Regions from separate parts of the Homo sapiens genome. Here region 2 is linked to region 1. A link is a contact called in ENCODE Hi-C or POLR2A ChIA-PET data. All regions are on one chromosome and are shown on one strand. The core of a region is the stretch at or near the end of the contact, and the rest is flanking DNA. Distances in the headings are between cores, read along the strand shown. Region 1 holds the start of FOXK2-AS1 (FOXK2 antisense RNA 1). Region 2 overlaps FOXK2 (forkhead box K2).

Region 1 (4,416 bases), core at 1,917-4,416:
GCCTCAAGCCCTCCCCACACTCTGGAACAAGCTTGGAGCAGTTTCTTGGTGCCAGGCACATTTCTGGGGCTTCCCTTCCTGTAAGAGGAAGCCTCCCGGCTTCCATCTCCTCCAGGCCTTCTCCATGGGGCGGCAGCATGATGCACCCCAGCTCTGCACAGGGTTTGGGGCCCTGGAGCAGAGCAGGGGACACAGGAGCATTGGCAGGTGGGCAGGGTGTGGACAACGGCGACAACGGGACCAGGGGCCACCCTGGTGAACCTGACAGGCCAGGGATGGGCTCGCCTGTGTTTGAATGAGGCCTCCATGGAGACCCCTATGGAAGCAGGAATGAGGGTACACTCCAGCTGGAGCGACAACCCCAGAGTCACCTTCCAGGAAGACACTGGCAGCTCATGCCCTGCGCCTGCCCACGGAACTCACCTATCATCCCACCAAGCCACCTGCTGTCCTGCAAGGCCAGGGCTACAGTGCATGGCCGGAACATCCTGACCCCTCGTCCTGTCAGCCCCACCTCCCATCTGTCAGCACTGTCTTCACGACACACGCAGGGGCCAAGCCCTGAGCCCCGGGTCCCACAGCAGCTGGTGGCAGAGGCAGAACCGGCCCAGGCTGCCCTTGGGGCCAGGGTGAGGATGGAACCCCCTTAGGGCAGGCAGCCCAGCCTCGGCCTATCTGCTCGTGGTGCTGAGCCCTCTGGTACCCCTGGGAGAGTCTCAGGCAGCCTGTGCAGTCCCTCCCTGCACAGGACATTCTAACCCCATGCTTGGGTCAGAAAACTCGGCCACATCCACATAATTCCTCAGTAAAAATACTACATTTTCCTTGGGGTAATACACTACACTACAATTTAGTATAAACATAATTGCTTAATATAGTAGGAACCCAAAAATTTCATGTGACTGGCAGCTCTACTGCAATATTCATTTTTTTGCAGTGGTCTGGAACCAACCCTGCAATGTCTCTGAGTTACACCTACATGTCTGAAAAGGCCTGAAATCTCTACATATGAATAAAGAACTACAAATTTCACAACAAAAAGACAACCCAATTAAATGATGGGCAAAGGACTTAAAAAAAATTTCTTCAAAGAAGATACACAAATAACCATAAAGTACATGAAAAGACGTGCTGGCCAGAGGCGGTGGCTCACCCTGTCATCTCAGCACGTTGGGAGGCCGAGGTGGGCAGACTGCTTGAGCCCCGGAGCTTGAGACCAGCATGGGCAACATGGTGAGACACTACCTCCCAAATAAAAAATAAAAGACTACAAGAGGCCAAAATTATGAGCACCTGTGCAGTGGTTCTCATCCTAGGTGTTCAGCATCCAGGCTGTAGCCGACACTGTTTTAAGGAAAATCATTTCCAGAATCTCCTCTTGGTCCTGAAGTCTTTTCTTAAAGCCCATCTGCCACCTCCTCTCTCTGAACAGCCTCTCTCATCTGCTCAACTGGGCACTGGCTTTGGGGATGAAAACTATGGGATGGAGCATGAAAGCAATAATAGGAAATACTGGTGCTGACAAGACTTTTTTTTTTTTTTGAGATGGAGTCTCGCTGTGTTGCCCAGGCTGGAGTGCAGTGGTCTGAACTCGGCTCACTGCAACCTCCATCTCCCAGGTTCAAGCGATTCTCCTGCCTCAGCGTCCAGAGTAGCAGGGATTACAGGAATGTGCCACCACACCCGGCTAATCTTTGTAGTTTTAGTAGAGACGGAGTTTCACCATGTTGGCCAGGCTGGTCTCCAACTCCTGATCTCAAGTGATCCGCCCACCTCCACCTCCCAAAGTGCTGGGATTACAGGCGTGAGCCACCACACCCAGCCAAGATCACTGACAGACTTTCACGTTCATCTGGAAACAGGCCCTCAGTGCTGACACTGTCCTCTCCTTCCTGAGTGGAAACAGGCCCTCAGTGCTGACACTGTCCTCTCCTTCCTGAGTGGAAACAGGCCCTCAGTGCTGACACTGTCCTCTCCTTCCTGAGTGGAAACAGGCCCTCAGTGTTGACACTAGGACTGTGCAACCATCAGTGAATACAGAACGAATCAGGTGGTTTCCTTTAAAGCTAAATACACTAAGAAAGGCATCTTCAGTAACATTTTAATTTTTGGTTTTATAAGAATTTGTTATATTTTTGGGTTTTATCAATTTTGTTACTCATAGACAAACTTTAATATTTATATCTATATTTTATTGCTGCAGAGAAAAGATATGACTAATAAATGACATTTAAGCCTAAAGTATGTGACTCGTACAAAACCTGTTAGGGAATGTGAGATGGAAAGACCAGGCCACAGACAAGGGAGGATCTGGGCCGCTCCTGCCTGTGTGTCCACACGTGGGCAAGTGGACATCTCATGATGTCTGTATTTGGAGTCCAGTAGTACACTGAAAATAATCCCGTAAAAGCTTTATTTTAAAACATCAATATTTTCAATAGTGAAAAATTAAAACACTTGCTTAAATTTATAATGAAAAATTCCAGATAACTTAAATACATAAAAAGGATACCGTTTTTCTTTTTTTGTTGAGACAGAGTCTCGCACGGTCGCCCGGGCTGGAGTGCAGTGGCATGATCTCATCTCACTGGAACCTCCACACTCGGGTTCAAGCGATTCTCCTGCCTCAGCCTCCCGAGAAGCTACAACTACAGGCACCCGCCACCAGACCCGGCTAATTTGTTTTTTTTTTTTTTTTTTTAGTAGAAATGGTGTTTCACCATGTTGGCCAGGCTGGTCTTGAACTCCTGACCTCGTGATCCACCCACCTCGACCTCCCAAAGTGCTGGGATTACAGGCGTGAGGCACTATACCAGGCAGGGATACGGTTTTTCAAACTGCTTCTAAGAGAGGTGGACCCAGAAAGCCTCTGACCTGCACCGGAGGCTCTTGGCAGACCTGGACTGTTTCAGAAATGCATTCTTGGGCCCCACACCAGACAGGCCTAGTCGGGAACTCTGGGGAACGCAGCACTCTGGCCTCTAACAGCCAAGCCTTCTGGGTGATTCTGACACATATCGAATCTGGGAATCACTAGGCCTCTGCCTTGTCTTCAGACTGGGAGTGACTAAGACCAGAAAGCCAACCGCCTGCCCTCCAACCGCCTGCCCTCCAACCGCCAGCCCTCCAACCGCCAGCCCTCCAACCGCCTGCCCTCCAATAGCCAGCCCTCCAACCGCCTGCCCTCCAATCGCCAGCCCTCCCGGCTTCCATCTCCTCCCAGCTACCTGCAGTGCCACCAGGTTTATCACCTTAGAGCATCCACAGCCACAGTTACCCAGAGAGAAGAGAAGGAGGAGACACAGGGCTTGGGGACGAAGGCATTCAAACAGGTAACTGATGACTGCAAACTCTGCGATCTATCTACAGGCAGCAAGTGTTGCTATTACTTAAAAACAAAAAAAACCCCAGGTAGTCAGTCTTCCCTAGAAAAGGTTCCAGACCTTGTTCTTCCATAAATTTGGGGAGAGGCAGGGTGGTGCTGAGTCAGAGTAGGAGGTACCTGCAGGTTTCAAGGTCTCTGTTCGTAGCGTTCGGTAAGGATTCAAACGTCGTGATAAAGCCTTCTGACCTGTACCCTCTTTCAAAGAAAGCGTGTCGTGGGCACAGAGACAGTTTTAGTCGGTAGCTTCGGATTTGCCTGCTTGAGATCCCGCAAGCGCCAGGATCAGCCACACAGCCGGCAACAGCCCACATGTACCCAACCCAGAGCAGCGGGAGCCCACACCTGAGCCAGGCCCCAATGCCAGAGTTGACTCGGCAGCCAGCAGGGACTCCCACCCTTTCCACACTCCACAGGGCAGGGCGAAGGTAGATAACCCGGTGTCGGCGCGGAGGTTCTGGTGTCTCCACTTGTCAATGTCAGAACATCCGTGCGGTTTTCTGTGCACCGGCCTCGGACGGACTCTGAGAGCAAAGCGCACAGAAAAGCAGCCTCTCTCCCACCCTCAGCAGCATAGCACCGCCACAGGCCACAGGGCGCGCGAGGCCAAGGGAAAAGACACGCGGCGGCTCCCGCCGTTTCAGGCCGCTTCCAGGCCACACCCAGGAAATCTACAAGAGGCGAGAGTATTTTTCCCTCTCAATGTATTAGAAACTCTCATCTCTTTTCAGGCAGGTCCTCCCACGGGAATCCCATGACGGCCGACTCCACGACCACTTCCCCAGCATGACTAGATTTCCTGCAGCTTCGAAATGCAAACATTGCCTCAGACAAAAGCTAAAATTGTTACAGTCAGAACCGAAACCACGAGTGAGAAGGGGCTCTGCTCCCAGTACCCACAGCCACGGGGAGCCACCGACCAGCATGTCTTACCATTGTTCACCTGGCCGTGGACCGCAGTGGGGACTGATGCCACGTGAGTGCCGTTTTGTGTTACAGTTTTTATTGGTAGCTGGTGTTGACCTAGAGGTGCC
Region 2 (4,416 bases), core at 631-3,130, 34 kb after region 1:
TAGACGGAGTCTCACTCTATTGCCCAGACTGGAGTGCAATGGAACAATCTTGGCTCACTGCAACCTTCGACTCCCTGGTTCAAGCGATCCTCCTGCCTCAGTCTCCTGAGTAGCTGGGATTACAGGCGCCCGCCACCATGCCCTGCTAATTTTTGTATTTTTAGTAGAGATGGGGTTTCACCATGTTGTCCAGGATGGTCTCAATCTCCTGACCTCATGATCCGCCCACCTCGGCCTCCCAAAGTGCTGGGATTACAGGCGTGAGCCACCGTGCCCGGCCAACTTGCTTTTTCTTCATCTAGATTCTGACTGCGTCAGTGAGAGTTCCTGTGTGTAAAAATGCATCAGTTGCATACGCACGATACACACACTTTTCTGTATAGACAGTATACTTCAATAGACAGTTTAAAAAAATAAAAGCCGTCCATGCAGATGGATGTAGAAATGAGCAAAATGTGGATCATATGACAGGCGTGGGGGTTCACTGTGCCATTTTCTATGCTTTTGTGCTGACCATGACCTATTTCTTTTTTTTTTTTTTTTTTTTTTTTTTTTTTTGTGATAGAGTCTTGCTTTCGCCCAGGCTGGAGTGCAGTGGCACAATCTCGGCTCACTGCAAGCTCCGCCTCCCAGGTTCACGCCATTCTCCTGCCTCAGCCTCCCGAGTAGCTGGGACTACAGGCGCCCGCCCCCACGCCAATTTTTTTTTTTTTTTGTATTTTTAGTAGAGACGGGGTTTCACCATGTTAGCCAGGATGGTCTCGATCTCCTGACCTTGTGATCCGCCCGCCTCAGCCTCCCAAAGTGCTGGGATTACAGGCGTGAGCCACCGCGCCCGGTGACAGTGACCTATTTCTTTTACCTGGGTTGTGACTGCATGGACACCCACACTATAATTATAATTTATTTGAATGTAGGTTACATTCGAAACAAGATACATTAAAACTGTTTTCAGGTTCTCTATGGAGTTCAGTTACCTTGGAAATCCTTGTTCCCCTTTTCAAAACTAGAAATTAAAAACTGTGGAATAATTTTGGATGAGTTGCCTCATGACACTAAAAAGAGCCGCAAAATATTACAACAGAACGGAGGTGGGGGCGAAACCAGATGCCGGGGGTTAGATCCTCCTGGGACCTGTGTCTTCCCCACATGGCTGCAGGGCAATGAGCTCAGTGCAGGTCCACATGCAGCTGGTGTCTTGGCTAGAAGGGCCCCTGACTTCCCAAGGCCTGAGGTGCCTCTTCCCTGGCCCTGCAACTTTCCTCCACAGAAGCACTTGGGGTCAATGATGGAGTTTAAGTGTCTGGAAGACACTAGGCTGATGAGGGGGCTGTCTCATACAGTCAGCCTATCCCAATTCCTGGCACTGTGTGTTCCTAAAAGTACTTTATTTGGGGCTGGGAGCAGTGGCTCACGCCTGTAATCCCAGCACTTTGGGAGGCCGAGGCGGGCAGATCACCTGAGGTCAGGAGTTCGAACCCAGCCTGGCCAATATGGTGAAACGCTGCCACTATTAAAAACAAAAAAAAAATTAGTCGGGCATGGTGGCCCACACCTGTAATCCCAGCTACTTGGGAGGCTGAGGCAGGAAGAATTGCTTGAACGTGGGAGGCGGAGGTTGCAGTGAGCCCAGATCGAGCCACTGCACTCCAGCCTGGGCGACAGAGCGAGACTCTGTCTTGGAAAAAAAGAAAAAAAAAAAAAACCTCACTGGATTCTGCAAGATTTGTAATGAAGCTCAGTATAGACTAGGAATCTGTTTACAAGCCTGAGACGTCTGACCAAAAATGGAAGGAAGGGACAGGTTAAGAGATGCACTACAGGAAAGGAACACTAGGTGGCAGAAAGCAGAATGGCAAATCCCTAAGTAAAGTTTCAAACCTGTTCAGAGGGCCCTGATAAAAATTCCATTTCCTTCACTTGAACAAACCAACAACTTAAACTGGATTCAGTGTCGCAAACATCCTTCTCCCAGCCTGGCTCTCTCATTCTCCTGTTCTAGTTTCTTGTGGGAATGGAAATTATTACAAATGCAACGTGCAGGCCAATGGTCTGGAGTTTATGAATTAACAGACTCACGAAGAAGCTCTAAGGACTCCAAAGACAGGTTCCTTAGGAACAAAGCCAGACTTTGTTGCAAGACTTCAGTATTAACCAACATCATACAGCCCCACAGAAATGAATCAGATTTAAATAAGTCCCCAACTTTAAGGAGAGTTATATTTAGTGATGTCTCTTTATGCAAAGCAAGTTCAACCAACTAGCCGATTTGTCAAACTATTCCCTACAACCAGTTTCAAAAAAGTACTTGAGGCCACGTCCGGTGGCTCACGCCTGTAATCCCAGCACTTTGGGAGGCCGAGGTGGGCGGATCACAAGCTCAGGAGTTCGAGACCATCCTGGCTAACATGGTGAAACCCCATCTCTACTAAAAATACAAAAATTACCCAGGCGTGGTGGTGGGCGCCTGTAGTCCCAAATACTCGGGAGACTGAGGCAGGAGAATGGCATGAACCTGGGAGGCGGAGACTGCAGTGAGCTGAGATCACGCCACTGCCCTCCAGCCTGGCAACAGAGCAAGACTCCATCTCGGGAAATAAAAAAAAAAGTACTTGAAAGCAGCCCCACAGCCCATCCACCATCTGCGTCACAGCAACGGGACAAACGTCCGTCTGGGACAATCTCCACCACAGGCGCAACTGCTGTGTCCCTGGAGCTTAGCCGATTCTAGTGGTGGTTCATGTCTTAAGGGCTCAGCACACATCCCAAGGTCTAGGGGCCTCTTCGCAGCCACGCCTGTGAATGTGGATCTCATGAACACAGACCCAGAGTCAGACCCCTCCAGAAACATCCAAAGTCCCCGAAAACCATGTTTGTGCTTCTGTGGAGTGACGGCATGGCTGGGAACCTGCATAACAAAAGCCCCTGCCATTCAAGCAGGTCATGTGTCCTTGACATGCAGAGGAGACAAGGCCAGGGCCAACACAGCTCAGGAGCAGCAGGTCTGGTCCCAGGCAGTCCCACTCTGAGAGGCAAGCACAGAAGAGCTGCCTTTGGCCTTGGCACCTGCCTGGGCTGTGGCCTCCAGGATGGCCCTGCTTCCCCCAGACTCCTGACGTCCTTTTCTGCCGTGACACAGATAACTCAGGCGACTCAGAAAAAATGCTCCATGGGTGAGCTCCTTTCTGCCTGTTTAAAAAACAAGTCTGGCTGGGCACGGTGGCTCACGCCTGTAATCCCAGCACTTTGGGAGGCCTTGGCAGGCAGATCACCTGAGCTCAGGAGTTCGAGATCAGCCTGGCCAACATAGTGAAACCCCATCTCTACTAAAAATACAAAAATCAGCCAGGTGTGGTGGCGCGTGACTGTAATCCCAGCTACTCCGGAGGCTGAGGCAGGAGAATCGCTTGAACTCAGGAGGCAGAGGTTGCAATGAGCCGAGATCATGTCACTGCACTGCAGCCTCGGCAACAGAGCAAGACTGTCTCCAAAAATAAAAAAGAAAGAAAATCTAACAAACTCTTTCCAGTCTGTGATTTTACGTAACGGGGTGACCTACAGAGCACCTCTCCGGTTTGGAGCCTTGCAGAGCACGCGGAGACGCTTGAGCAGAGTGGCTGCAGAGGTCACTCTGCACTCCAGAGCCCTGTTTGGGATGCTGCTCTTCAACCACCTCAGCCAAGTGCTCACAGCCAGCATCATTGTCCACGGCACAAAACGACACCAGGGTAACACGGCCATGGTGCCCTGAGAGGACACAACTTCACCTCTAGAGTTCCTGCCAAAGGTAACTAACCTAGATCTAATCAAGAGGAAACATCCAACAAATCCTAACTGAGGGACGTTCGACGAAATCACTAATGCTGTGCTCTTCAAAAATATCAATGTCACAGAAGACAAAGGCTGAGGATGGCCACACATAGAAGAGGATTAAAGCGACAGGAGGGTTCAGTGTGACACAGGGCCTATCAGTGAAGGGCAGGAGCGACGGTGGGTGAAGCCTGGAGAAGGTCGGCCATTAGGACACAGTTGCCATAGCAGTTCTCACCAGGGCAGGCACAGAAGAGGATGCCTGCAGGGAAAGCGTCACCTTTGCAACTGCCCCTCGAATGTTTAAGGAGAGGGAGAGAGACTGAACATGCGGGTTTGGTGAAACACTAACGGAGTGGGAATCTGGGAAAACGGAAGTTCTCTGTACTATTTTTGCAATTTTGCTTTAATTCTGAAGTAATTTCAAAAGAAAAAGAAAAACATTTGTAAGCCTTCAACATGTCCAATGCAAACCTCAACACTAGTCTAGGCCTGTGGCCAGGCTGGGAGCGTGTGCCTTGGTCCACCGCGAGGGGAGTGCGGACATGGAGAGTGTTTGGAAGCCACTTCATTTTTTGAATAATTTTATGGTGCCTCACACCCTGA

What was found. A loop is a pair of places that touch in the nucleus more often than their neighbours do. ChIA-PET counts read pairs that join two places held with the same protein, here RNA polymerase II (POLR2A). Pooled maps may share reads with other maps.
Region 2: a loop to region 1 is called in a map of dorsolateral prefrontal cortex, with 2.4 times the contacts of the local background. The contact joins the enhancer-like site here to the promoter of FOXK2-AS1 in region 1. A Hi-C loop is called at or near these places in 2 of 168 maps with a recorded cell type or tissue (dorsolateral prefrontal cortex and sigmoid colon), 1 of 37 single-sample maps with no recorded cell type and 4 of 50 pooled maps. POLR2A ChIA-PET finds 5 or more read pairs at or near these places in 7 of 52 experiments (AG04450, GM12878, HepG2 and 4 more).

The regions. Positions count from the first base shown.
Region 1 is chr17:82,587,172-82,591,587 of GRCh38, reverse strand. It overlaps FOXK2-AS1 (FOXK2 antisense RNA 1), which reads left to right and starts at 3,166. Exons shown (of 3, transcript XR_001753132.3): 1 at 3,166-3,332; 2 at 4,114-4,358. FOXK2 (forkhead box K2) reads right to left here. Exons shown (of 9, transcript NM_004514.4): 8 at 4,316-4,416. RefSeq lists a silencer at 3,869-4,069.
Region 2 is chr17:82,552,028-82,556,443 of GRCh38, reverse strand. The region is part of intron 1 of FOXK2 (forkhead box K2); the gene reads right to left. Among named protein-coding and RNA genes, the nearest start is that of FOXK2-AS1, 34 kb to the left of the region's middle. RefSeq lists silencers at 2,928-3,099, 4,277-4,416 and an enhancer at 3,566-4,190. Within about 2 kb of position 1,880, at least 13 of the 41 ENCODE cell types and tissues checked have a DNase peak (open chromatin) inside an H3K27ac peak, as active enhancers do; they include GM12878, where a contact is called at or near this core.